Regions from separate parts of the Mus musculus genome. Here all the other regions are linked to region 1. Evidence: chromatin loops called from intact Hi-C (ENCODE). Cell type or tissue: heart. All regions are shown on one strand.

The links. Peaks named below come from ENCODE experiments on the same cell type or tissue, not always from the same donor. Only the 100,000 strongest peaks of a DNase experiment are listed, where the experiment ranks them.
Region 2: a loop joins it to region 1, with 2.3 times the contacts of the local background. A loop is called at or near these places in 23 of 42 quality-filtered maps.
Region 3: it touches region 1 in a loop (1.9-fold over the local background); 34 of 42 quality-filtered maps call a loop at or near these places.
Region 4: it touches region 1 in a loop (2.3-fold over the local background); 2 of 42 quality-filtered maps call a loop at or near these places.
Region 5: it touches region 1 in a loop (3.0-fold over the local background); 15 of 42 quality-filtered maps call a loop at or near these places.
Region 6: a loop joins it to region 1, with 2.3 times the contacts of the local background. A loop is called at or near these places in 34 of 42 quality-filtered maps.
Region 7: a loop joins it to region 1, with 2.8 times the contacts of the local background. A loop is called at or near these places in 2 of 42 quality-filtered maps.

The regions. Positions count from the first base shown.
Region 1 is chr6:87,912,436-87,916,435 of GRCm38, reverse strand. It overlaps Copg1 (coatomer protein complex, subunit gamma 1), which reads right to left. Exons shown (of 24, transcript NM_017477.2): 24 at 2,841-4,000. Hmces (5-hydroxymethylcytosine (hmC) binding, ES cell specific) reads right to left here and starts at 2,460. Exons shown (of 7, transcript NM_173737.2): 1 at 2,425-2,460; 2 at 1,741-1,945. The coding sequence starts at 1,923. In heart, no CTCF peak of the experiment used is centred here; DNase peaks (open chromatin) are centred at 1,925 and 2,395; H3K4me3 peaks cover 1,673 bases; H3K27ac peaks cover 1,351 bases.
Region 2 is chr6:88,086,788-88,090,787 of GRCm38, reverse strand. Rpn1 (ribophorin I) reads right to left here. Exons shown (of 10, transcript NM_133933.4): 2 at 2,374-2,438; 3 at 493-799. Among named protein-coding and RNA genes, the nearest start is that of Rpn1, 4.3 kb to the right of the region's middle. In heart, a CTCF peak has its summit at 1,641 (motif pointing left); no DNase peak of the experiment used is centred here.
Region 3 is chr6:87,979,978-87,983,977 of GRCm38, reverse strand. H1f10 (H1.10 linker histone) reads left to right here and starts at 2,496. Exons shown (of 1, transcript NM_198622.1): 1 at 2,496-3,557. The coding sequence starts at 2,622. The coding sequence ends at 3,188. Gm5577 (predicted gene 5577) reads right to left here and starts at 2,295. Exons shown (of 2, transcript NR_026990.1): 1 at 2,094-2,295; 2 at 1-1,018. In heart, CTCF peaks have their summits at 1,874 and 3,487; DNase peaks (open chromatin) are centred at 1,977, 2,087 and 3,368; H3K4me3 peaks cover 2,534 bases; H3K27ac peaks cover 2,756 bases.
Region 4 is chr6:87,762,152-87,766,151 of GRCm38, reverse strand. It overlaps a transcript of Efcc1 not described here and the pseudogene Gm5879. Among named protein-coding and RNA genes, the nearest start is that of Gm34414, 14 kb to the right of the region's middle. In heart, a CTCF peak has its summit at 2,102 (motif pointing left); no DNase peak of the experiment used is centred here; H3K27ac peaks cover 1,411 bases.
Region 5 is chr6:88,104,447-88,108,446 of GRCm38, reverse strand. Rpn1 (ribophorin I) reads right to left here. Exons shown (of 10, transcript NM_133933.4): 10 at 3,143-4,000. Among named protein-coding and RNA genes, the nearest start is that of Mir6376, 2.2 kb to the right of the region's middle. In heart, a CTCF peak has its summit at 2,306; a DNase peak (open chromatin) is centred at 2,226; H3K4me3 peaks cover 1,015 bases; H3K27ac peaks cover 1,437 bases.
Region 6 is chr6:87,996,101-88,000,100 of GRCm38, reverse strand. It overlaps Rab7 (RAB7, member RAS oncogene family), which reads left to right. Exons shown (of 6, transcript NM_009005.3): 6 at 1-995. Among named protein-coding and RNA genes, the nearest start is that of Gm34872, 6.9 kb to the left of the region's middle. In heart, a CTCF peak has its summit at 2,035 (motif pointing right); a DNase peak (open chromatin) is centred at 2,040.
Region 7 is chr6:88,516,642-88,520,641 of GRCm38, reverse strand. Sec61a1 (Sec61 alpha 1 subunit (S. cerevisiae)) reads left to right here and starts at 1,842. Exons shown (of 12, transcript NM_016906.4): 1 at 1,842-1,956; 2 at 2,204-2,271. The coding sequence starts at 1,950. In heart, a CTCF peak has its summit at 1,606; a DNase peak (open chromatin) is centred at 1,731; H3K4me3 peaks cover 3,292 bases; H3K27ac peaks cover 2,885 bases.

The DNA of each region.
Region 1 (4,000 bases):
TGTGTGTGTGTGTGGGGGGGGCGGGCTCAAAGGTGCCTTCTTCTGGCCTCCACAGGCACTGTACATGTGTACATGTGGTACACAGACATTCATTCAGCAAAACATCTATGCACATAAAAAAAATATAAAATACTTTTAAATGTCAGTGACGTTTTGGTTGACAGTTCTACTGGTCACCTCTGAGTGTTTTCATCACTGCACAGAGCAACCCCAAACACGAGGGCAATGCATACAAAGTGGCCGAGAACCCGAGATACTGAAAGTATTGCTCAGTATTAGTCATCTTTTCCTCTACAGGTCTGACTCTGGAGTTAGAACAGCTGGTGGCACTGTGGTAGATGGAAAGAAAAAAAAGAGGAAGTACTTTGCAAATCAGTGGTTTCAGATACAAATATTGCTACCTATTCATATATGCTGGCAGTTGAACGGCTGAAATGTTCCTAATTTTATTTTAGAATTTGTAGATTTGAAAAAAAAAATGTATCAAATATTTACCAGATTAAGAAACCCTAGCAATCTAAACAAATCGTATTATAGATGTGCAGTCAAACATTACACGGGCAAACTCAAATGACCCAAAGGAGGGGCTATGTTTGCTAGGGACTCCACCTTCCCATTTCTGCTCCCCAAGATCCATCCACTGAACTAGGGACCCTGGTCTGTTCAGCAGTTAAGGCTACTTGCTGCACTTGCAGAGGACCTGGGTTCAATTGCAAGCACTCACATGGTAGTCTTTGGTAACTTCAGTTCCAGGGGATCTGAAGCTCTGACTTCCAAGGGCACTAGGTACACGCCTGATGCACATCCATACATACAGCAGGTAAAACATTAATACACATAAATAAATTGTTAAATTTTAAAAAAATCAAAAATATTTTATGTGTGCTAAGACTGACCCCAAGGCTATGAGTATATGACATATGTTCTGTATCTCCGAGTAATATCACTAGCCCCAGACACACTGATTTTTTCTTTACATCTATTCGTGTGTATGTGTCTACTCTCTTGCGTGAATGCCACAGACTGGGAGTGGAATCAGAAGGCAGCTTGCAAGAGCTGGTTCTCTCCTAACAGGCAGCAAGTGTTCTCACCCACTGAGCCAGGCTGCAAGCTCTGTAAGCTCCACAAATCAGTTTTTTGAGACACAGTTTTACTATGCAGCCTTGACTAGCCTCCAACTCAGAGATCTGCCTTCCTCCGGCCTCCTAAGTGCTGGGATGAAAGGTGTGTGACACCACACTTGGGTTTTTGCTTTTTTGTTTTTAATATAAGGACAGATGACGCTGATAAATCAGTAATACTTGAAAAATGCGATCTTAAAAAAAAAAAGAGAGAGAGAGAGAGAGAGAGTCAAGCGTGTCAGAGTGTACACACCTGTAATACAGGATTCTGGAGACAGGCAGATTTGCTGAAAATCTGAGGTCAGCTGGGCCTCTATAGGGAGTTCCAGGACCGCCAGGGCTACATTCATAGTTAAGACTCTGTCTCAAAAGAATTCTTAAATGTATTCAGATATGAGGTTCACATAATTTGGGCATACATTCAAACAGTTTAACTGACCCTGAAGAATGCTGACTTATTTCTTGCAGAGACCCAGAGGGATTAGGGCCTTAATGTATCTGTAAAGGCTGCTTTTCGGGTCATTCCGGAGGCTGGGCAGATGGCGGCACATGGGTCACGAGTCAGATGGCCACGGCGATGCTGGCCCAGAAGCTCCGATGGTGCTGACACACTCCTTACCTTCTCAAAGTGCAGTCTGGAGAGCAGCACGGGGCTGCTGGACTGCGGGCTCTTGTTGTAGGAGGGGCAGTACTTGTCGGGGTCCCTCCACTGCGGGAGCCGCCGCCGGCCCTGCCGATCCTGATAGGCGCAGGCCCTGGTGAGAACCTCTCTGGGCAAGTGACAGGACGTTCGCCCGCACATACTTCAGCGCTGCCGCTCAGACCTAGAGAAAGTCACAAAACCCTAAGGTTCTCCTCCCTAGGTCACGCCAATCTCCCCGCGAAGCCACATCTTCCGCGGAGGCTCCGTTAGGTCAGCCAGTCCCGGCCACTGCGGGGCCCACAGTCCCCAAGCAGGCCCTCGGGTGGCGGGCGAGAAAGAAAGCCGCTCCTCCCAGGTTGTTTCCCACGGACGCAGCAGGGAAAGGTGAGAGCGCTCGGCTTTGACGCCAGCGACACTCGCGGGCCGCGGCCACCGCACTACCGCCCCGCGGGGACACGCTCAGGTCCCGGGCGGGGCCTTGTCGGCGCCAAGGCTCCAGCTCGGAACGTGGGCGGTCCTCGCCTGCCCGCCCGCCGGCGTCCCCTCCGCCGGGTCCTCTCTTCCGCCCGCTAGCTTCTCCTCAGCGCGGCCCTCCTCCCGCCCGCCCGTCCGTCCTCATCCCCTCAACGAGGCCCTCCCCACGCGCCCGCGTCCTCTCACCGCCCGAGGGTCTAGTCCACCCTTCCTCGCAGCTAGCGTCCGCCTAAGAGACGCCCGTCCCGCTCCTCGGTAACCCCGCCCCGCCCCCGACGTGACGTCGCGCCGTCGGGGTTCCCTCCCCACAGGTGGGGGTGTGGCTAGGTGAAGCAAGACAAAATGCACTGACCTGAGACAGGCACCCCAGGAGGCCTCAGGGTCCCCCTTCCCAGGCCGGAATCTGAAGCCAGAAAACCTGTGCTGCCCACCCTCAATGTGTAAGGCCATCCGAATTGAGACTCTCTAGCTATTCCCACAAACCCCTAAGGGTCAGGAAGCCCCACCTGGTTTCCTTTTTAACATTTGTGTGTGGGGTGTGTGCAAGCCTTTAAATAAAACTAGAGTAAGCTGTAATCTTCACAAAAGGAGGCTGACACCAATTTCTTTAATGAAGTTTATTTGAATGGAATGGCTTCCAGGCTATGACCAGGCCTGGGAGTAGAAGGGGAGGGTATTAGGCAGGAAGAATACAGTCAGGAAGGGCTAAGCAGGATGTGGCCTTGAAGGTCAGGCTTTCCTTTAAAGCCTGGAGAGGCCTTCATAAAGGGATGGAATGAGGCAGAGAGGCCAGGCAAGAGCAACTGCTCAGTCCCCAGGAGAGGGATGGAAGGTGGGGGACAGAGGGATGTCTTTAGGGAGCAGCCTTCAGGTCACCTACTTGAGAAAACCCCCCAAATGAGAAATCTCTTTATAACCTGTTAGGAAGTTTCACACCACGTTACTTAGTTCACCACTGCATGCCTGACCAAGTACATGGTGGAGCCAGGACCAGTCATGAAATAGGCCATAGCTAAAACAGCTTAACGATGCTCAAGTGTAGCCTGATGTCTTCATGTTATGGGATTCGGCTTAAAGGTGCAGGCCTCTGTTCTAATGTGTACATGTGCATGTGCATACAGTATACAGGTGTGCATGAGGTTAGGCGGCAACTATTGCAAAATGGTCCTCTCCTTCTACCAAGTGGGTAGTCCGTCCTGATAGGTACCTTTACCTGCTGAGCCATCTGAGTAGCCTCACAGGAGGTCCAGTTCTTCAAGTGTTTCCAACAGTTTAAACCACCTGATTTGAGTTTAAAGCCCAAGCCCTGAAGCATCCCCTAGGATTTCTTACTCCAGCCCAAAAGGAATGCAGATACTGTTTTTCCCACTCATAGACCCAGAGCAGATCATGACACCCTCTAAGGACCTTTGGACACCCATCCATCTACAGATGCCTGTAGATGAGTGGCTTACCAGACCTGCTAGCTGTTGTCATTCGGCTAGCCTTTAACCCCACCCTAAGCTTGGCACTGACAGTCCCGAGGGGCTATGCACACGCTCCATTTGGTGAAGGGAGGCCTCAGGGAGAAGTGGAGGCCCTGAGCACGAGCCTGCAGAAGCAGCAGTTATTCAAGAAATACATGCTGACTTATCATAGGGATGAGACGGTTTCTTTGAGTATAAATATTAAGAGAAAGTCTGAACATTTTATTCATTTGTCTCTCCTTGCAGGCATGGTGACAAAATCTACCCTAGCATTCCTGAATGATAGGATGGAATTA
Region 2 (4,000 bases), 170 kb before region 1:
AGCCCAAGTCCTCTCCAAGAGCAGCAGCCTAACTGCTGAGTGAGTTGTTTGTTGTTTTCTGTTTTGACACAGGGTCTCACTGAGTGTCCCTGGCTAGCCTGGTACTCTAGGTAGACCAGACTGGCCTCAAACTCAAGAGACTCCCCCAGTCTCTGCCTCCAGAGTACTGGGAATGAGGGCATATACCACTATACCACCTGACCCCACAACAAAATTTTAATCATGAATTGCTTTCTCTTCCTCAGTCCCAAACCCAAGGTTCTTACCTCAGCCTCTGGTACACAGCCACCCCAGTGTCTCTCTTGTCCATCACTAACCTACCCAGAATAGCTCACTGCCTTCTCCCATGATGCTCACTTGCCAGCCTCTAAACTCAGTTCTCAAGAAGTTAACGGGAGTAAGAGTCACTTCAAGATAGGTTCAGAGGAGTGTCAGAATGCGACTTAGCATATCCCATCCAAGCATGGCGGTGAGATGGTCTCTGAAACCTACCTGACTGTAGGCAGGGATGTCTTTAAAAGGCCCATAATCAAGGACGTCCTCAGATCTCGAGGGGTTCCCCAGCTTGGTATAGCTTTCCACATTTCGGGACGCCAGTTTCACTCGCATGGTCTGGGTCTTTGTTGGATAGGGAGAGTAGAAATAATGGTTGCCCTCAAACACGACGAACTGTTTCTCTGACTGAGTTATCTGAGTCGGATACGGATGAAGCACATGGGTGTAGACAGTTTCCACAACGACCGAGATCTTGGACCCAGGATCAAGAGCAACTGGGAGCTTGACCGTGAAAAATCTCCCACTGGAGGAAGAAAGAGAATTAAAATTTATAACACTGGCTAGGCATGGTGGCACACACCTTTAACCTTAGTATTCAAAAGACAGAGGCAAGCAGATCCCTGTGAGTTCTAAGCCAGCATGGTCTATAATGCAAACTCTAGGCCAGCCAAGGCTGCATAGACCTTGTCTCAAAAAAAAAAAAAAAAAAAAAAAAAAAGATTAAAGATACTGAAAACAGAGATATTCAAAGTCACAGTAAATTTTATGCTCAAGATAAAAGTTACCACCTTTAAAATATTAACGTAAGTCTTTAAAGACAGATGTCCAGATGCTCACCTCAGGTTTTAATAGCAAGAGTGTAAGGACTACCAAAGACAATCAAGTGACAGATCTCTAATCCCAGCACTGAAAAACGAGGGCTTCAAGAGCCGTTAGTGACAGAGGGAGAATGAGGTCAGCCAGAGCTACATTAGGACTGTCTGAAGACCCTGGGAGGGGCTGAAGAGATGGCTCAGTTGTTAAGAGCATTGACTGCTTTTCCAGAGGTCCTGAGTTCAATTCCCAGCAACCACATGGTGGCTCATAACCATCTGTAACAGGATCTAATGCCCTCTTCTGGGGTGTCTGAAGACAGCAACAGTGTACTCATAACATAAAAGAATAAATCTTTAAAAAAGAAAGAAAGAAGGAAGGGAGGGAGGGAGGGAGGGAGGGAGGGAGGGAGGGAGGGAGGGAAACTGGGAGAGCAGAGAGAGGGCTCGGCAATGTGAGTGCTGGCTGACAGATTTGATTCCCAGCACTCACAAAGCTGCACACAACTACAACTCCAGTTTCAAGGGGATATGATGCCCTCTTCTGACCTCCAAGGGCACTGCATGCAAGATGTATGCAACCATCTATACTAGCAAAGCACCCAACCACACACAAAATCAACTAATTTTAAAAAGAAATCCTGTCTCAAGTAACAAAACTTTTCTTTAAAAAAAAAAAAATGCTTAGGGCAGGGAGATATATCAGTGGGTAAAGGTCCTGCTGTCAAGTCTGACTACCTGAGGTCAATCCCCAAGACTCACACGGTCGAGAACCACTTCTACAAGTTGTCCCCTAACCTCCACACATCAGCTGTAGCATGCATGCAAATGAACAAGTAGGCATAGCCTGTAAACTAATGAATGAATTTTCTAAGCCATGAATGTATTCCTGTTAGACCCAGTAAGTCATTAGTAAAAGTTCGAAGGCTTTTTAAAATGTTCCCATGGGGTTTATTCTCGGTGATTAGAACATGAACAATTTCACAGAGAACCCACAGCACTTCAAGCTCTCCATCTTGTCCTGGGACAATGTTATCCCCTTCTCGGCTTCACGTATCAGCTCTGCTTCTCCTCTCACTGCTGGTCCTGAGTAAGCAGTGCTCGCCTTTCCTCGCCAGCTCTGCTGACAGCTCAATCAATCCTACATGTGGTACCATCCCAACAGGAGTCCCTCCCCCAGTGCAGCCAACTCTAAGCTGGACAACTAGGGGATGCTCTGAAATCTCCATCTACCCTGCCCTAAGTATCTGTTTCATTCACCTTAGAAACACATTGGTTAGCTTACCTTTTCCCTTTAATTTTGGTTTCTCGTACTTCTAGGTTGTTGTCTTCCTCATCTTCTCCCTTTATCTATAACAAGGGGGGGGGGGGAAGAGTAGTTTATTCTTTTTTTATGTTTGCAGTTCTAAATTTTAAGCCAACTATTAACCAACTGTTAATAGTTGACTGTGAATGCCCCCAAAGGTTCATGCTTAAATACTTGGTTCCCAGTGGGAAGTTTGACTTCTGGGAGGATGTGTGTCTAAGACATGGGTGAAAACTCCAGCCACTCCCAGTGTGCTCTAGGCTTCCTGCTTGTGGGTCAGGATATGCTCTAGCTACTGGCCACCTGCTACCTCTGCCTCACTATCATGGACTCTGTCGGAAACTGTAAGCGTCAAGTAAACCTCCCATAAGATGTTTTATCACAGCAGTAGTAAAGAAACTAATATATCAACTATCTTATAATATTTTCACTAAGGTAACTTTTCAAAATTTCTTTTTTGTTATTGTGGGATGTGTGTGCACATATATTCGCCATAGCACATGTGTGGAGGTAAGAGGACAACTGTCAGGAGTCATTCTCTTCCACCTTGTTTTTGAGACAGGATCTTTCCCACTGTTTCTGCCATGATATACCCAAGCTTCCTGGCCTGCAAGCTTCCAGGTGAGTCTTCTGTCTCTGTTTCCCACCTGAAGGTACCAGTGTACTGATATTACAGATGTGGATCACTCCACCAAGCAAACTCCAGTCATCAACAGGCTGTACTGTAAGTGTTTCTAACCCTGTGGTGCTGGGATGGATCCCAGGGCCCTATCCAGGACAGGTGAATACCTTTATCAGTGAACCACATCCCAATCCCATCAACTTTTTTTCTCTGAAACATAAGATTTAACTTGAAACACTATCAAAGACTTAACTGGTGTACAAAATAAGTTCTGTAAAACATCTTATAGACATTTTTCTAAACAATCAAATACACACAAAGACCTCATCTCCACATTCACTTCCTAAATGGTCCAAAAACTTCTTTCTGAATATTTTTTTTAATATTCAAATATCTGTAAGCAGAAAACATAAGGAAACAGCAGAAGTCCTGTATGTAATCAGAGTGGGCGCAGTGGCAAAGGCCTTAGGGGAAAGGGCCCTGGTGGCCACTATGGCACACTCCTGTATTATCTAGCCTTCACTGCCACCAGCCATGTAACCAGGTTAACTCCAAAGGGTTGCTGAGGCTTCCTGAGGGGTTATCTGGAGTGACAGACTGTGTGCAGTCTGTGGAAAACATACATGTATTCTACTGACCCTTGGCTAGCCTAACCTAATGCCCACCAAAATGAAACAAAACAAAAAACTATTTCCTAGGACTGAAGCAATAATTCCCAACAGAGAACATAACACTACAAAGAATAATTGTATGTGTTGTTCTCAGACCTGCACTCAAAGCCTGGTGCAGCTCAGCATGTGCTTTACCACTGCTCCACACCCCAACCCCACAGGAAATTGATTTCTTTTGAGACAGGGCCCCAAGTAGCACAAGCTAGCCTCACACTCCCTTTAGGATGACCTTAAACTATTGATCCTCCTGCCAACTGCTGGAATTGTATAGGCAACTATCACTATATCCCAACTCCAAGAACACTTTTTAAAA
Region 3 (4,000 bases), 68 kb before region 1:
AGTCCAGCTCAGTAGTTGGGATAGCAAACACCAATCAGCAGCAGTGGTACTACCTAGCAGAGACAGCCAGGCCTTGGCCTTGGCTGGAGTCAGCAGGAGGGACCAAGGAGAAATGGCCAGGAAGTTCTTGGCTGTGCCCCTCTCAGGGAAGAGAAGATCAGGTCAGCCTCTGCCACTGTCCATCGAGTCCTAGTTATATTCTATTTATACATCCAAACATCACATCTCACCCATAGGTCTTGCCTCAGCACCTATCTGTCTCAGCTGACATCACTCTGCGCATGAGCCCTAGTCTGCGGATGTGGCAAGAAGCCGCAGCACACCACCACAAGTTTTGTTGTTGTGTTTTTCTATGGAGTCCAACAAACGCAGTGCAACTCCACAGTGTAACTCGGACCAATGCATGCGTGTCGTTAGCAAAGACTCCCTCATCACGTGTCCTTTCATGTGCTTGGTTGAGCAGAACATCCTTTTCCTGTGTCCACTTCAGCTAAACGTTCCTTCACGTTTGCAAACCCCATTCAACCAAAGAACTCTTTAAGTTTCCACGTCATTAAAGTGCAAGCAAAGATTAAAAGTTTAGTGAAATATATGCACTAGCTCACTTTTTAAAATCTTAAATTTTCCTTTTGTGAATGAAATAATGTTTTTATGGGATGCAGTCTTAGATGTTAGGGAAGGGCTAATAAGGTAACAACTCGATGTTCTAAGCATTCTTGCGTAATTAATTACAGTTCATTTGATGTTTACATGCCTTAGGAAAAAACAGCATCTCTGTGGGTAATTTTGGGCTTATCGATTGTATTGAAGTTTCCTGACTCTTAACAAGAAAGACAAACTAGATTCTCACATTGCTTTGTCTGTCTTACCTCAGATTGACTGGACCAACAGACACCAGTCTGGTGAACAACATCTGTCCTGATTGAAGCTTCTGCCTGAGCCTGAGGGCAGCATGGCATTCCAGCACGCAGGGTACGCAGCAGCAGCAGCAGCAGCAGCAGCAGCGGGCTCCTGGTAGCTGGAGATAGGAGTGAGTGTCATCAGCCCACGGAAGGGGTTTAAAGAAAAAGAGGGTAGTGAGTCCAGGAGAGCCTGCACCCTATAGCCCGCTGTCCCTCAAAACTCACAGGCCCCTTGGCCCTCCTCCTGAGAACGAGTCACAAGAGGATGACTTGGGCTCTGGGCTCTGCTAAACCCTGGCCACTTCCTGACGATCCTTCCTTTGATGGGGATGAGGTCGTGGGGTGCGGGGAGGCTGGCACACCCACGAGTACTGAGTTTGAAAGGCTGAGAATCTGGGCCTTCTTGATCTACAGGCAGTCACTCCCTCTTTTCACCCAAGAGGCCAGGGAACTGCTTACCTATTGGAACAAAGCTGGCCTGGACGCTTTAGTGGTGTCTACTATGTCCTCCGCAGGCTGGCCATTGCCTGCACAGCCCTCTCTCCACCGTTGGACTACTTCCCAGGCTTTCAGGTCCTTCTCTGTACCACCACCTCCTTCAAGTCCTCCCGCACCAAGTGATGCAGTATTCGATCCCCCAAAGCCGGCAGGATCCTCAAAAGCCAAATCCCCTGCCACACCCTCTAAGGGAAATGCCTTAAGGGTAACCTTACACTTTTCCATCCTGGAGCCCCCATCTAATTCTGAGGGGTCCAGGGACGGCTACTTAAGCATCACAAAATGGGGTACTTGGGGCCAGAGAGTGGTGAGGAAGTGTCTAGGGAGAGGCCCTTGTGGTCGTGCCTGCACTGACTCATCTTTGAGATGCCAGGCGTGCAACCTCAGGGCAATTCCCTTCTGTTGGTTCCCCTTAGGATTCTGAGAAGACCCCCGCCCCAGCACGCTCTCGGGCTTTGCCTTGCTCCTGTCGGCCGCGTGAGGGCGTACCCTGTGTTAGTTGGGACAAATTAATGCCCTTCCTGCGGGCAGGGCTGTGGTCCCCTGGGCCCAGAACCAACTCAGGTGCCTGAGGAGCACTCTTGTCTGCCGCCTGCAAAGTTCTCGGTCTTGGGGTCTCGCCCGGGGCCCGTGCTAATCCTTTGCAAATCGAGCGCCCCCCTCCTCCATGCTCCTATAGCCTGGGGTACACACCTCTGAGCCGCTCCGCTGAGCCCGTCCTAGGCGCAGGCCGCCTCTGCGCAGCGCAGCGGGCTCGGATGCTGTCCAGGGCACACTGCTGAGGGTGCAGCCGCGCCCGGGAGCCGCGGGCGGAGGAGCCAGTGGCCGCGGAAGGCGCTCCAAGAAGCACAAGTTGGCGCTGGACTGGGCCCAGGCTGTTGTTGTTCTCAACGTGGTCCGCCACGGGGAAATAAAAGCGGAGCGGGGCGCGCTCTCCGCCAGAGCGTAGCGCGCACGCCCAGAGCTCCGGAGCCCGCGCAGTGCTGCCGCGCTCCCCGCAGGCTCCTCTCCGCATCCCACCCCCCCAGCCCCGCCGCGGCCGGCCCGGCCCCCGCCCGCACCTCAGCCCTGCCGCCTGGTCCCAGGCCCGGCCGCGGCCGCTCCCGCCTGGAGCCGCCGCGCGCCCCCAGTCCCCCGGCGCCGCCGCGGCCCCTCGCCTTCCTCTTCCCGGCGCGGCCCCCCGGCTACCGCGCGCCGCCTGCCGCCAACCCGCTGGCCACCATGTCGGTGGAGCTTGAGGAGGCCCTGCCGCCAACGAGCGCCGACGGGACGGCCCGCAAGACGGCCAAGGCCGGCGGCTCTGCGGCGCCCACGCAGCCCAAGAGAAGGAAGAACCGCAAGAAGAACCAGCCAGGCAAGTACAGCCAGCTGGTGGTGGAGACCATCCGCAAGCTGGGGGAGCGCGGCGGCTCGTCTCTGGCGCGCATCTACGCTGAGGCCAGGAAGGTGGCATGGTTCGACCAGCAGAACGGGCGCACCTACCTCAAGTACTCTATCCGGGCGCTGGTGCAGAACGATACGCTACTGCAGGTGAAGGGCACCGGCGCCAACGGATCCTTCAAGCTGAACCGCAAGAAGCTGGAGGGCGGCGCGGAGCGGCGCGGAGCTTCGGCGGCCAGCAGCCCCGCGCCCAAGGCGCGCACGGCGGCGGCGGACAGAACGCCCGCCAGGCCGCAGCCGGAGCGGCGCGCGCACAAGAGCAAGAAGGCGGCGGCTGCTGCCAGCGCGAAGAAAGTGAAGAAGGCGGCCAAACCCAGCGTGCCCAAGGTGCCCAAGGGCCGCAAGTGACGCCCCTACGGTCTGGCGACATCGTCGAGTTTTCCATCTGTCTCTATCCCTATCCGCCCCCCCCACCCTCGGTGTACCGGTTCCGTAGGGTTCCGCCTGGCCCAGGTCCCTGATCCCTGTCCCCTCCCCCGCCCCTCCCCCAGCGATGCTGCGTTCTGTTTGCTTTAGGTTTTTGAAACGGCCCTGGCGACGCCCCCATTGGCTCTCACCCTTGGCAACGGCCGTCGCCATGGTTACCGGCCCGGCGGCGCCAATGGCCTGGTGGCGCCTGCCTACTGTGCCCGCTGATGGCCACCAGGCGCTTGGGTTGTGTGGCGCCTTGCTCCGCCCGCTGCCTTCCTGGGGCGCAATAAACGGTTCCAACCTTGACCATTGTCGTTGTCTTGTGGGCGCTGGAGGCTGCTTGGGGTTCCTGCGGGGGAGTCGAGGGTCATTAAGACCAGCTAGACAACTAGCAGGCGCTGCCAGAGGTGGGACAGATGTGCCCAGAGACAGCTGCCCAGTGGAGAACTCTTGTAAAAGTGGGTTCCCAGTCTTGGGTTGCTGCAGTGTCCAGCATATAAAAGATAAAAGATTTCTACATGTTGGAAATTAAACCTCAGGATCTAGTGCAACATAATGGACAGTTTTACCAAATGGAAGACTAGGAAGGTTCTGAACAGTATGTACACATACAAGTAGGGTGAGATGGAACCCGAGTTAGGGGAGGGTTACATGGTGCTCTTTCCCTGTATCACCTTTTTGGGTCTTGGCAGTGTCTTGAGGGTGGGAAGGGACCAGTGTTTCTTGGCAGGTGTGATCATGAAGCAGAC
Region 4 (4,000 bases), 150 kb after region 1:
TCGCAAGCGCAGCAGCAGGCATCGTGGGAAAGTGAAGAGCTTCCCTAAGGATGACGCTTCCAAGCCCGTTCACCTCACAGCCTTTCTGGGTTACAAGGCTGGCATGACCCACATCGTCCGGGAAGTTGACAGGCCAGGATCTAAGGTGAACAAGAAAGAAGTCGTGGAGGCTGTGACCATTGTGGAAACTCCCCCAATGGTGGTTGTGGGCATTGTGGGATATGTTGAGACCCCACGAGGCCTCCGGACCTTCAAGACTGTATTTGCTGAGCACATCAACGATGAGTGTAAAAGGCGCTTCTATAAGAACTGGCACAAGTCTAAGAAGAAGGCTTTCACCAAGTACTGTAAGAAATGGCAGGATGACACAGGCAAGAAGCAGCTGGAGAAGGACTTCAACAGCATGAAGAAGTACTGCCAGGTCATCCGCATCATTGCCCACACTCAGATGCATCTGCTTCCTCTACGCCAGAAGAAGGCACACTTGATGGAGATCCAGGTGAATGGAGGCACTGTGGCTGAGAAGCTCGACTGGGCCCGAGAGAGGCTGGAGCAGCAGGTTCCTGTGAACCAGGTGTTTGGGCAGGATGAGATGATTGATGTCATTGGCGTGACAAAAGGCAAAGGGTACAAAGGGGTAACCAGTCGTTGGCATACAAAGAAACTGCCCCGAAAGACCCATCGAGGTTTGCGCAAAGTTGCCTGTATTGGAGCCTGGCACCCTGCCCGTGTCGCCTTTTCTGTGGCTCGAACTGGGCAGAAAGGCTACCATCACCGAACAGAGATTAACAAGAAGATTTACAAGATTGGTCAAGGCTACCTCATCAAGGATGGCAAACTGATCAAGAACAATGCATCTACTGACTATGACTTGTCTGACAAGAGCATCAACCCACTGGGTAGCTTTGTCCATTATGGTGAGGTGACCAATGACTTCATCATGCTCAAAGGCTGTGTGGTGGGGACCAAGAAGCGAGTACTTACTCTGCGTAAGTCCTTGCTTGTTCAGACCAAACGTCGGGCCCTGGAGAAGATTGACCTGAAGTTCATTGACACCACCTCCAAATTTGGCCATGGTTGCTTCCAGACCATGGAGGAGAAGAAAGCATTTATGGGACCACTCAAGAAAGATCGCATTGCCAAGGAGGAAGGAGCTTGATTCCAGGACCACTTTGTGCAGATGGTGGGGTCTCACCAATAAAATATTTCTACTAACAAAAAAAAAAAAAAAAAAAAAAAAAAAAAAAAAAAGAAAAAAAAAAGAAAAGCAAGCAAGCAAGCTGGGGTGGGTGATCTCAGCATTTGGGAGGCAGAGCCAGGCAGATCTCTGTGAGTTGGAGGTGGGTGATCTCAGCCTGACCAGCACTGGGAGACCCAATCTCCAAACGAACCTTTCACTTCTCTGCTTTCTCAGGGATGTGATGTTTGCGCACCTCCTGAGTCTCACAAGCCTCGGTCTCCGAGGGAATGTGTTCAGTTCAGAGAAAACTAGGCATATCTATAATCACAGAACTCAGGAAGTTGAGACAGGAGGGTTGGGAATTGAAGACCCTCTGAATTACATAGCAAGACCCACCTTGTGATGGTTTGTATATGCTTGGCCCAGGAAATGGCACTATTTGGAGGTGTGGCTTTGTTGGAGTAGGTGTGGCCTTGTTGGAGTATGTGTGTCTGTCACTGTGGATATGGGCTCTTCGCTGCCTGGAAGTCAGTATTATGCTAGCAGCCTTCAGATGAAGATGTAGAACTCTCATCTCCTGCACCATGCCTGCCTGGATACTGCCATGTTCCTGCCTTGATAATGGACTGAACCTCTGAACCTGTAAGCCAGCCCAATTAAATGTCCTTAAAGGAGTTGCCTTGGTCATGGTGTCTATTCACAGCAGTAAAACCCTGATTAAGACACACCTCCAAAAAAACAAAAATAGTAAAATATATAAATTTACAAATGTATACATGTATAAGTTTAAAAATAGAGCAGACTCTAAGGGACTGTCCTAAGGCCCTCTTGGGTTGAACTTGAACTCCTACTTCAGGCTGGGAGAGCTGGTCACCTTGCTCTCTGTACTTTCATCCAGTGAGTGAGTTCTCCACCTAGTGGCGACAATGTAGAATTACTTCCTCTTAGTTGAGTGTCAGGAGAGAAAAGCAATTTAAGGTCAATGGAATATTTTTGCCAGAAGGTGAAAGAAGGACATTGGTTAGAATTTCCCAGAAAACATTTTTAACAAGTTACAAACACTTAGTACAATTCCAAAATTGCAGAGAAGCACTTCTAGAAAGAGTCAGAATGGGCAAACAGGACGTCTGTTCTCACACTGTTGTGTGTTTCCCTGACCTGCTGTGGAATCACCGCTTTCCCTGCCCTGTTCCTCAATTCAGTATCCAATACATCACTCTCACCCTTCTATCCAAGGGCCCCTACACTGGCTTTTCAAGCTCTGGGTATTATTATTATTATTATCATCATCATCTTTGAGTTATGTTTTCTAAGTGGCAGAGCACTGGGTATGCATGGGGTGGGCCTCTGGAGCTTCAGAGCTCACAGGCCTCCCTTGTCTATTATCTTCCAGCCTTGCTGCTGCCTGACCCCTGCATCTGAGCCTTATCTCAGCTCAGCCTCTGGCCTGGGTGTATTGTATCTGATGTGGACTGGAAGCATCAGGCCTGAGCAGGAACGCTCTTCTCCCAATACCTTTTTGCTTATGAGTGCCCTTCAGCTGGCTTCCTGCTTTTAACTTGTTTAGGGATCACTGGCCAGGCCTCCTACCCCACCGTGTATGTTAACGAAGCATGGGTTTACCATGGGAACGTGTTTGTTATTTACTCATGCAGCGTAATACACCACCCTGCAAACACAGCGGCTTCTCCAAAACATTCATTTGTTTTTATTGGTGGTTTTTGTAGGTCAGAAACGCTCGTCTTTGCTGGAGAAAGTTCTAGACATTGCAGGCAGGATCTCAGAAGGGCTGCAGTTGTCACTGTTATGAGATATAATGCGGCGGGGAGGGAGTACCTGACGGGCCCATGCCCAAGTGCCTCCCTGAGGAATTATGCCATGCAACAGATCTGGTATAAGGGGGTTTATTTAGGTAAAGGGAGGGGAGTGAGGGTCTGAAGAAGGGGTAGAAGCAGATGAATAGACAAAGTAGATGGGCAGGCAGACAGGAGCAGAGCCATGAGGGCAGAGAAGAGGAGGGGACACAGAGGAGGACAAGAAACAGGAAAGACTGGCGGGAATATGTGGGAGCAGAGAGAGCAAGCTGGAGTGGCGGGCAGTCCTTTTATATGCAGCCCACACCTGAATGAAGCACCTGGTGGTGGCTGGTGACCCTGGGAAGAGCCTAGGGGAATTGCCCGTGAGCTACTAATGGTCCCTGGAAGTTTTAACTGGGGCTGGTGGCATCACTTCAGAGATGCACTCCTGAGCTGATGGCTGGATGACTCAAGGCTGTCTGGACAGGGCTGACTGGGTGTGCTTAGCACACATGGTCCAGGAGAGCAAGGACCAGCAAGCCCTGTGGCTGAGTCTGTGTTCCCACCGCCAACTCCTGCCACACTCTGCTTGCCAGGTGTGGCTCATACTTGACAGCCTCGCTCACCTTCGACGAAGGAGTTAGGTATTTCCTTCTGGAGGAAGAGTAGATAGGTTAAAAAGTGGTTCCCCCCCCCCTCTTGATGTTAGGATAGAACTTAGGACTTCACTTCTCAAGAACTCTTCAATCAAATAATTACGAGGCCTTTATTAAGAAGACAGAAGTTTCCAGATGGGGTCCCAGCACTGAGGGGGAAGTGGACACAGAGTCCTACCCCAAGCAAGAAGCTATCTTCAACCAACTCCTGATTTTCCCCAGTGGAATCTCATGGGATATTAATCACACTTCAGGGGAGGCCCCATGCACAGCAGTAGATGGCCAGAACAGAACAAACTCAACTAACTTCTTGCAGACTTTTTGTGTCCGATTGCTTCATTTGGGCACTTTGTTGTTGTTGTTTTTTT
Region 5 (4,000 bases), 190 kb before region 1:
GGGGCTGTCAGGTAGAGTCGGAACCTTTAGCAGAGGCTAGAAGAGCTGGTTGCAGGAGTTGGGCTCTGAAGAGGAAGCTGGGAACTAAGAGGAAGAGGACATGCTGGGTCAGTCAATTGCAAGGCAGGAGGTTCTGCAGTCACCAGAGGCTGGGATGGATGTGTGGGAGAGGGGGCAGGAAGAAGGACAGTAGGCGGTAGGGACAAACTCTGCTCATCACACCACCCTGTCATTTCCGACATAGTAGTCTCTGTCACAACCTGAAATGATTCACCCTGTAGTATCTGGTTCCTCTCCAAGTCACGGGAGGCTGTGTCCTACTTGGTGCCTGAGACAGTGCCTGATACAAAACAAAGATTTTTTTTTTTTTGGAGTAAAACTAACATTCTGCCTCTGTTTCAACTACTAAAGAGTGGAGAGCAGGAGAATGCAGCCACAGTCCACTTCAGAGACTAATGCCAAAGCTGTAGTGGGGGTGGGGGTGGGATGCTGGGTTAGCCTAGGATGCTGGTTGGCAGTGTCCTTTCAAAATCCCACCCACCCTGCTCTTTTGACTCTTCTCATTGGCTCCTTCTCTCCTGGCTCTAACACCTCTCCCTCCCTATCACTCCCTCCCCCCACCTCCCATCAGCATTTCAACAGACTCCAGTTCTTGCCATAGTCATGTGTGTACGCTCCCAAATTCATGTTAGCCTAATCCCTAATGGAGTGAGTGAGTGTGTGTGCGTGCGTGCGTGCATGCGTGTGATGATGATAATGATTAGCTCATGGAAGAACAACCTTCATCAATGAGATGAGTGACCTGATAAGGTCTCTGAGGTTCCTCTTTCCTTCTCCAGCATGAGGGACTTGGTGAAAAGCCCACCCAATAACCAAGAGGAGTCTCACCGCACCCAAATGCCCACACCTCCCTTCAGGATTCTCTAGACGTAGGATGGTAAAGCCCTGTTGATAAGCCACCCAGGCAGCTTTTCATGATAGTGGCTAAAGCCAACTAAGACACTGATTTTTAAGGGAATCCTGGATTCTTCATTAAGAGTGGAAGCCAAAAGAAGGGGAACCTTGCCTTCTCCCTGGCTTCATCACCACATGAAAATGGAACCTCAGAATTCTCTCCAAGTTGTGCACTGTCTTTTCCCATTTGAGTACTAACCTTTTAAGGCTCCCTAGTTTAGGTCTAGACCAGCCATAGGTCACGTGTAAACTGAGGCAAGAGGCTAGGAGGACACAGTCAAGGGCATGGATGGGGGTGGGGTTGTAGGGGAAGGGGTGTGTGTTGTGGGGAGGCAGGGACCAGGTGGGGCCAGAGGCTGTCTTGATGCTCTCACCTCCCCAGCCTGGTGATAGGTAGGTGAACTGTACAGCCTCTGCCCAGCCTCAGGAGTCCATCTTCAACATGGCGGCAGCTTGGTCTCAGTGCAGGTCTGCAGAAGGCTCTGGTGCACTGGGCGCTTCCTGTCCCAGCCTGCGGCCCCCAACCGCTGGCAGCGCGGTTTCCGGCAGGGCTGCGGCCGGGGCCTGCACTATCAGCTCGGCACCAGACACCCGGTCAGGATACTTGTGGTGAAACTGTGAGGGCTACTGGGCCTTTGGGGTTTTCTCCATGTCAGCCTCCAAGACAAATGGAGGCAGCTCAGAACCCGCAGACCTTCCCTGGCCTGTACTGTGCTCTGAGCCAAGACAGGGCTGACCAGGGATGGGCCCACCTGCCATGTGGCCTTGGGACACATGGGCTAAGGCAGTGGGCTGGTTTTAGAGCCATCTGCCATGTCTGGATCCAAAGTGAGGCTGTGCATCACTCAAGGGTTCAAAACCTGGTGAGATGTGAGACCAGGTCTCCTCCGCTCCTCAGGGACTTCCAAGAGAGGCATCAAGGCTTTTCTTGCTACTGGAGGAACTAAAGTGCAGGCTAGCACGGGGCTGTAATGGCCTGAGGTTCTGGGTACCAGAGCAGCAAGAATGGAGACAAGGAGACAGTAGAAAACATGATGCACTGTTCCAGCCCAGGGATGCCAGAGCGCCACCGCTAGGCCACCAGCAAAACCATGTCCTTTGCCTTCGACTTCCTGAAGCAGGACTTCGTGAATCTCAGGCGCGGTAATACTGGAACCGGGACATATAGTGGATCCACCTTCTTTAGGGAAGGCAGGGAAAGAACCAGGCCTTTAAACCAGGAGGGGCGCACGCATGCGCGGCGGCGTCCGAAGCCAGCCACCAACTGCGCTTGCGCATCTCATTATTGGTGCCTGCCTCTCCTTGGCTTTTGAGGTGGCGCCAGTGTGCTACCACGGCCCGTTCCCTCTTTAGGCCACCAGGGGACGACTGGAGCACGCGCAAAAAGAGATTTGGCGTGGATGTTTCTTTCTGAATACTCCAGCAAACAGAAAAAAAGAGGCCTGGGCTTCTATGGGGCCGGGCGCTGAGCTGGGCACCCGCACCACAGGCAGTTCACGAAGCGAGCATCACCTTGTGAACATTAGCTGGAGCCTCAGCCCTTCGTAAGACCCACTCTAGAGCACGTAGCTGTTTGGGCAGTCCCTTAACCCACTGTCAACCAAGCTCCATCTTAAAGAAAGTCTTATGTAAGGCCAGGGAGGCAAGACTTGATTTCACTACCCATAGGTCTCCTGATCTTACCACACACACACCCTCCCCACCCCCTTTTTGTTGTCCCTGAGACTGGATCTCATTAAGTAGCTAAGACTTACCTTGAAGGCCTTATGCACCATCATCCCCCACCTCCCAGGCGCTGAGAGTAGCAGTCCTGCGACAGCCACCACACCCAGTCCTCCAAATTTCATAGCAGATCTCTGTACCCAACTCAACAGCAGATGACTGGCCTGGCCCACTCCTAAATCCCAGGTATTGCTGGTCTCCTGCTTTGACCCCTGCGCAGTTTGCAGTGTTCCATGATAGCTCTTGCCTGTCTTTTAGCACATTTCTCTTGCCTTCCCAACACTAGTCCTGGTCTCTTCTCTCCCTGCTAAGTTATTTGCCTACTCTAGTGGCAACTAATTCTCATGAGGCCTAACACAGCCTTGGGAATCTGTTGCTGTTGAGAGTCTCTGTCTTGATTTTGTTTCAGTGACTTCTGCTCAGTACCATATGATGGACATATTTCTTCTAACAAGCATACATTTTTGTATATTCATCTCGTTTATTCATTCTTGAATAAAGTGAGCTCAGCGTTGGCTTGCAGATATTAAAAAGTATTGATTTCCATTCAATAAATGCTTTCTTAAAGAGAGAGTCTCTCCACATTGCTCTGATCTCAAATTTCTTTGTTCAGTGATCCTCAGCCTTCTAAGTAGCAGACCATATCCTGCCACGAATGCCCTAGGTGTCTTCTAATTCTACATTCTTCATGGGCACACCTACCCACCACAATCTCCATCCCATTTCCCTAACCAACTTTGTGCTGGATAAACCACATGACATCCCCAACCACATATCTCCTTGTCAGGTTCTGGGCTGTCTGTGGACATCCTATTTGGAGCTCTCAGGCGTCTCATGATTGGTATCAGAAACCAGTCCACCCGTTTCTCAAAACTGGCCCATAGTTCTCTGTTCTCAGTGGATGGTACAAACACATCAGACAGCGCCACCAACCTAAGATGTACATAAGCCAGACAGGCAGCCCGTAGCCATCTATTAGTGTTAGCCAGAAGGTGAGCTTCTATCTGTCTGCTGGCCCAGGTCACGTTACAACAGTCACCTAAGATGTGCAGGAGGTGCACGAGAGCCTGACTCAGTCAGGTGACAGCTTCCTGACCTCTGTATGTTACTTGAAGGAGCAAACAGGCAGATGCTTCCTAGCACGTTCTCAACCACCCAACACCAACCCCCACATCTGGGTATCATCTTTGACCTGGATTACAATATGCTCCTGGCTTTCTCATACCAAACTCTGGCTGTGTTTTCAACCAAAACAGCCCTGGCCCAGTGCTCAGTCTGCCCTGATATAAAGTAAGCCAGAGCCTTAGAGACCTATGAAGCTATC
Region 6 (4,000 bases), 84 kb before region 1:
TTTTGTCCACTGGAGAGTGAGAGAACTGTTCACAGTTCATCTGTGTCTAATTATCTGATTTTTTTTTTAACGGTCTTGTGGTCTTTTACCCCTCCCTCCTTGAAGGTCCTGTGGGAAGGCTGGTGCCCAGGCTCCGTTCTGAGCAGGCTGTTTTGTATGTATCTGTTAATGCTTGTTACTTTTAACTAATCAGATCTTTTTACAGTATCCATTTATTATGTAATGCTTCTTAGAAAAGAATCTTATAGTACATGTTAATATATGCAACCAATTAAAATGTATAAATTAGTGTAAGGAATTCCTGGATTGTGTGTTTAAGTCCTCTAACGCAGGCGTGCAAGGTGGAGGGTTGAACCCTGTCTGGATTACAGAGTGTTAGAGACTCAAGTTTGGAAGTCCAGCTAGCGGCAGTATTCTGTACAGTAGACACAAGAATTATGTACGCCTTTTATCACAGACTTAAGAGCCAAAAAGCTTTTCATCTCTCTGAAGGGAAAACTGAACTAGACAGTTCCCTTCTGTGTCTAAATTTTCCAAAAGGTTGATTTGCTTAATATAGTAGTGTATACAATGGATAAATTGCTGTTACTTCAAGAATTAAAATTCTCATTTTCTCCCTTTCTGTTTTTTTTCCTTATATTCAACACTTTATGATGCCCTTTTGTCACTATCCTACTCAAAGAGGAAAGGAGAACCCACCAGACCTGTCCCAGTGACTCTACCTTTGTTCTAGAAGGCGCTCCTTTCAGGGTTGTGGTACCTGTAGGTTAGCAGACCCTCCTCCTTTCCCACCCACCCAAGTGTGGCCCAGCACTAACCCACCGTCTCTTGGGTTGAGCCCTGGCAGTTCTGTCCCTTCCCGAGGTCCTGCCCTGCATCATGGCTTGCTTCCTGGAGCACTTCCCCTTCAGAGGTCTACATTCTAGGGTGTAGGCTGAGTTCTTCTGTAAAGAGACGAACGTGATGCCAATAAAATTTAACAAGAACAAAGAACAGCTGCTGTCTGTCTTTTTCTCTCAAAGATCAAGCTATGTGGGGACATTCTGTATGTTCATGGGACTCTTGGTGCTCAGAGGCAAGGGGGTGATCCCTAGACTACCTACCCTAGTGTGGATCTTTTTCTTAGCCACTGGAAACAAAACCGTGGCCTTTACTCTGGTTATTTTGCTGTTTTCCTTTCTCCCTATCACAAGCCAGATTGATTTGGGCTGTTGAAGACATTTTGAGACAAAATATGGTTGGGTGTGAAGTAGGAAGGCCCTCTCCAGAGCCAGCTCATTGTGCTCAAGCAGCCCATGACAACTTAATGTACACACAAAAAGCATTTTTCTCTAAGACTGAACTGGCAGATTGCAATGAGCAGGAAACTCACTGAGTTCTGGCTGCACCCTAAGTACCTGGCCCCCTCATTTTGCCCAGATGAATCGTACCTACTGAGTCGTGCATTGGGAAGTTTCTAAACTCCAGTTCATCCATGGTCACGAAGGTTCAAACTGACATGGTATCTGTCTCTACCAATGTCTAGACTATACTTTGGCTAGGCCTAGGTGACTAAAAGTCTGTAATACCCTGTGATGTCTTGAGACTGCTGTGGATGCTCTGTGGATGTAAGTGGGTCTGGGTTTCTGCAAGGAAAACATACCAGGGGATCCTGGGGCCATGCCTCCTGACAAAAGGAAAAGGAGACAGTTGAGTTCCTGAAGATCTAATTCTGCCCGGTGTTTGAGGCACAGCTGATCTTAACCTTTCTTGGAATAGATTGCTCTGGGTCAGATTGGCAGCCTCTCTTTCCCAATCTGTCAGCAGAGAGCAGCTAGTGAGGTCTATATCTTACCCATGGCTCAGACCCTATTATGTCCCATTGTTCTCCTTTAATAGACCACACAAGCTCTGGAAAAACCAGAACCAGAAGCCCCATTTGCCTATGTGATGGGTGCTCTGCTCCAGCCTCACATGACCTCACAGCCACAGCTGGCTAAAGAACCTAATGCAGAGAGAGGTGGTGGATAGGCGCCAGCTCATTACCTATTGATACACTAGGGGGCGCCCAAGAGCCAGTATTGATCTGCTTGTTCTGGACCCAAACATCTACCAATGCAGTCACTTGCAGACATATACACCCCCTCCCCCCAAACCTGAGTAGAACCTGGCTGTCCTGGAACTCACTCTGTAGACCAGGCTGGCCTTGAACTCCTGATCTGCCTGCCTCTGCCTCCCAAGTGTTGGGATTAAAGGCATGCGCCACCACTCCCAGCTGGGAAAAATTTTTGACATACTTAGGGAACATAGGAATTCGCCTCTTACGCTTCTTCCAGTAAGAAGCCAGTCTGACCTCTCAAGCCATAAAGCCTGCGCACAGCTGTGCGGTTTGTTAACCAGTGTCCCCTTCTTAGGGACCAAGAGATGTCAGGTGGTAAGGAGAATCTGGGAGAGCCTTTGCTGATTACCCATCTAAAGGACAAAAGATACACTGGAATGTCCTCCAAATCCTGTCTCCCTCTGCAGAACATTCTTAAAACATGGGCATGAACGCACGTTCGTGTGGAATCTGGCACTAAACCATTCGTAGACGACCTGCTTCTGGGTCAGGGTTTCGTACGTAGCAGAGCCGCTCCCTCGCTGTGATCTATTGAAAGTCAGCCCTCGGGGCTGGTGAGATGGCTCAGCGGTTAAGAGCACTGACTGCTCTTCTGAAGGTCCTGAGTTCAAATCCCAGCAACCACATGGTGGTTCACAACCATCCATAACGAAATCTGACACCCTCTTCTGGAGTGTCTGAAGACAGCTATAGTGTACTTACACATAATAAATAAATAAATCTTTAAAAAAAAAAAAAAAAAAAGAAAGTCAGCCCTCGACACAAGGGTTTGTAAGAATAAAGACTATGAAAAAATTTAAAAAATAAAAAAAATTAAAAAATAAAAATAAAAAAATAAAAACATGGGCATGGCTACCTTCTCTAGCTTCCAGAATATTTGCCGCATATGTCCTTTTAAATGCTCTGTGGCCTTAATGAATTCCTTCTTATGAGACCTAACATTCAAGAACAACTCCGAAGTAAACCCCAGCAAGCCGATCCCCTTTTGCCACTAGCTGTTATTGGCACCTGGAAAACCATGTGCGTTGAAGGCTCCTTTCTCTTTTCCCCACCGACTATTTATTGCAAGTGCTGAGGATAGGAACCAGGCCTCATGTGTGTTTAGGCAAGCCTTCCCCCACAGGGCCTCACAGCCAACATGGTGTCTGCTGCAAGGCCAACAGATGCGCACCCCCGACGTGGGGGAGGCCTGGATTAGAGGAAGGAATGTGTGTGGAGAGGACACTTCATGCACACACAGTCTAGCTACGGCTAACCCTGTTCCTGCCACCACAGCCCCTGTGTCAGCGTTCACACAGGAACATTCATACCTCTTGAGAGCTACAAGGAAGGCCAAGATGGCAGACATCGTTGGCATCAGCCGTGATGAGTCCCTCCTTGGAGACAATGCTTTCCATCCTAGTTCACCCAGCAGCTTCTCAATTCCAGACAGCCTACCTTGAACTCAGAGCAATGTTGGCATCCCTTTCTCAGGTCAAAAGAAGACAACTCCAACTTTTGCCTGCAGACTTGGCACAGGAAGCCACAACCAGACTTCCCCCAGGTTGTCCACTTAGCTATTACTCACAGCCCAGCTGAAGTGCCCAAGAGCCAGGACTGACGGAAGGCAGCTCTATCTGGCAGATTCACAGATTCCTAGTGGGGAATCTACCCTCTTCACACCTTCTTCCTTGGGAAGACTATCTGTTCCTTGCTGGGTTTCTTGAGGTGCAGTTCGCAGTCTTTTAGGAATGACGGATTTTCAAGGGAGCAATCTCCTTCCTGCAGGAAAGGTCAGCACACACACCCTCAGAGCCTCTACTCTCCCTTCTGATGGAGGTGGGAGATGGGGTCTCACCATGGGAGTTGTAGTCAGTGGGTCCCCTAGATCAGAAGGGACCCTCAGAGTACTGGGTGGGTCAC
Region 7 (4,000 bases), 600 kb before region 1:
GTGGGGCCTGGAGAGATGGCTCAGCAGGTAAGAGCGCTGACTGCTCTTCCAAAGGTCCAACAACCACATGGTGGCTCACAACCATCCATAATGAGATCTGATGCCCATACTCATTATATATATTAAGTAAATAAACCTTTAAAAAAGAAAAGAAGAAATTACAGACGGCTGTGAGCTGTGCTGAGTGTGTGTGCTGGGACTTGAACCTGGGTCGTCCTAACTGCTGAGCCACCTCTCTGGCCACCTACTTTCACTTTTCAACAAAACTTTTGTACTCAACTTTTTATAGCCTATGCCAACATAAGATGCTCCAATTTTTATTCCAGAACTTCGTTTTGTAAAATACAGATTTTGTGAGTATCAAACCAAGTGGAGGTCTGGAATCCATTACTATTTTAACTTCTTCATTGTCCTGAAGACTAAGACAATTCATGTTTATTGCATTTTAAAATACCATTGTCAGGGGTTCAGAGAGATGGCTCAGCGGTTAAGATCGCTTGCTTTTCTTCCAGAGGACCTGAGTTCAGTTCTCAATACCCATGACAGGTGGCTCCCTCTTCTACCTTCAAAGGGCACCTGTTATCATACTTACGTGAGCACAGAAACAATAAAAATAAATCTCAAAGAAATACTTAATCAAAACTTCATTTAGATTTTATTGTCTCTTTAGGCATCTGTCTCTAATATTTAATAATTAAATCTTTAAAATGTGTACATGCAAAAACACTGCACCTCTGTTTCAAAAACCTCACATTGTGGCCTGCTGTGGTGGCACATGCACGGCTAGTCCCAGCACTCAGAGCAGTCAGGTGGGATCTCTGTGAATCTGAAGCCAGCCTAGTCTACATAGTGGTATCGAGGGCTACCTAGAGACCTAGCTTAAAGAATCGAAAACAAAAACCTCACATTGTGCTAAGTATATTGACTTAGTGCTTTCCCCTAAACCCATCTATATTTGTGTACGCACATGCAACTTAATGCCAAATTAAATATAAATGTCCTATCAATGACATGGGGCTGGCTGTCTAGAATGTTTCTAAGGACGTGGCCACAGCAAACCTCTCCGTTGAAGTCAGGACTTGGCTGCATGAAACTCAGCACTCAGGGTGCACAGCAAGAAGTCGATTTCAGACAGCACACAGCACTGAGATCAGAGATCCCACTAAAGAGTAAGTTTCATGTTGCCCCACCTTGCCCAGTCCCCTTCGCACACCCTTTCCTCCAGCCCAGATGTATTCTTTTCCCTGAAGATATGGGGCTGCAAGGCTTGGCTCGGTTTCTTCATCTCTCCTAACTCTCCAGTTCCAAAGGCCTTCTTGGAATGCGCTGCGCCAAAGCCCACCCAGAGCCGCCAGACCCGGCCTTTGCCGAACGTCCTCAAATGCATGAGCTCAGACATCCTTGGAGGCAGCCTACAGCACCCAGGAGGGTATTGTAGGGTAGGGTAAGCCATGCAGGGTAGGATTCAGCACACTGCTGCTCTGTCGTGCGTGACGAGCAGCAGCTGAGGCCTACTGGGTCGCGACATGCTATCACTGGTACTGAGGGCCACCGACACGGAAAGCCGAATCGCCTGCTTCGTAGGGCCAACACCACCACGAAGCGTCCACTAGTAACAAGGGCTGATTTGGCCCTCACTTCCGGGAGAGTCTGCGCAGCTGCACACGCCCAGTTCCGGTGTGGCCCGACAGTCGTCTTCCCGACAGCCTCTCTGCTCCTGCTGCATGCCGGGAGTTGTGGTCTTGGCGCAGGCGGCGCGGCGGGCGCGCGTGGCAGGAAGCGGAAGCGGCCGGTGGCCCATCCCCGGCCCCGCCTCGCCGCGCCGCTCGCCGCCGGGCTATCACTGACGTGTCTCTCGGTCGAGGAAGCGCGCTCCGGAGCTAGCAGCGCCTCCTCACTCGAAGTGGAGCGCAGTCGGGGCCGGGCGTGTAGTCGGATCAGCCGCCGCCATGGCGAGTGAGTTTCCTGGGGGCCACCCCGGCGCAGCCAGGATGCGTCGCCTTTCCCCGTTTGGGCGCTCGCCCGCCGTGCTTCCCGATCCTGGCGGAACGCGGCCTGCCTGGGGGACTCGTTCCCGCGCCCCTAGACCGAGCCTTCTGGGTCCCCGCACGCCCACGCCCGGCTCTCATCGTGCCGGGCTCCCTCAGGTGCCCTCAAGTTACTCCGTACCTAACTCCTTCTCTTTCTGTTTCTTCCATCAAAGTCAAATTTCTGGAAGTCATCAAGCCATTCTGTGTCATCTTGCCGGAAATTCAGAAGCCAGAGAGAAAGGTAAGTCCCCAGATGGTGGTCAAAGAAGACTTGCAAAATTGGGCGCTGGGAGTTTACAGTACAATTAAAAATGGCCTCAGCACACCGAGTGAAAACTGCCCCTCTGGAGTGTAGCTGTGTGTGCTGGGATACTCACGGGAGCCGTTGAAAGGTGACCCGGTTGTGTGGGAATTCTCCCAACACCTTGTCTCGTTAGGAGCATCTTTAGTGGATAGTGGTTAACAAAGCCTCAGGTTTGCCTAGTCCGAAAGTGGGTCTGAGCAGTGATTGATTAAGACCTCAGTTAGGATCCCAGATTGAGTTACCCTCCGTTCTTCACCTCCAGCAGGAGCAGATGATGGGGTGTTTGTTTCGTGTGGGAGGTGACTTCGGTATCTGGTTTCCAAAGGAAAAATCGAGTCGTGTAATCGATATGAACGTGTTTGTGGTTTTTATTTGAATGTATGCTGCCCCAGCATCGAGTTTACATGCACTAGTGAAGTCTGCTGCCATTGACAGCAGGTGCTCTAAAACAAGGAAGGAGAGAACTGTAGCACCTTAATGCTTAATGTGAATCTTAATCAGAATTTCTGTGGCAGGCAGCTTCGGCCCAAGAATAAATGTTCCTAGTGTGAGAGTGCCCGGTGAAGGAAAGTCCAGGCCCATGGGCTCAGAAAACAGTAAATCTACTTTGTGTTCCTGGTTTGGTTTTTGGTGTTTTTTTTGGTTTTGGTTTTGGGGTTTTTTTTGTTTTGTTTTGTTTTTTTTGGTATTTTGGGTTTTTTTTTTTTTTTCAGACTGTCATATATTCACATCTGGCATTTGTAGTTGGCATTCACATGGATACTTTGTGCTTCTAATTTAGTTTTTACTTTCCATAGTTCTATGCAAATGCCTTGCAGTACCCTTGCTGCCTTTGCCAGGATGATGTTCAGAACTTTATCTGTTCCACCTCAGTGCAGAGATTCTGGCTCGAGGGCCAAGAAACCCAAGTCCCACGCTTTACATTCTTTCTTCATAGACCTGTGACCTTGGCCTGGCAGAACAAGGGAGATGGGAAATATATAATATAGTGCCTGTGGATGGTAGGTAGGTTGTAAATGTAAAGGTTCCGGTGAGTCAGGTGGGCAGATAAGTGGCCTTGGCAGTAGGGGAGGGGCCTGGAGTGTGACTTGGGAGCCGTGCAGGAAAGGGGGCAAATCATGGTACTGAATGAGTGTGAGTTTGCAGCTGCTTCAGAGGCAGATGATTTAGGACTTAGATGAAAAGCTTTGGATGTTTTGCTTTTAAATTGACCAGGAGACGAGGCTTGCTCATTTAAAGTAGTCTTGAAAAATGTGTATCCTTTTTGTTTTCTAACAGTTTCATTACCTGGGCTGGGAAAGTGGCTAGCGGCAGGCATGAGGCCCTGTGTCTGGTGTCCATCATCAGCACAGTAGATAGTCCGTGTACACATTCACTCCACTGCTTGCCTCTGATTCCTGTGGAATGGTGTTGCTTCCCCCTCGTTAGGTGCTGAGTTCTTGTGTGATAAGATGGCACGTTGGAAAGGCTGTGTTCTTGAGAGAAAGAGGAGGAATGTGAGCTCCCCAGCTGCCTCTGCAGGGTCTGAACTTCAAATTCACACCACCCATGGGGTCCAATTCTGTGTCTTTCCAGGAGTGACTAGACCCAGAGGACTTCAGGTTCTGACCTGACAGTTTGCACGAGCCAGTGCTTGTTGGAGCCCACCCGCCTGCTTCCCCGTCTG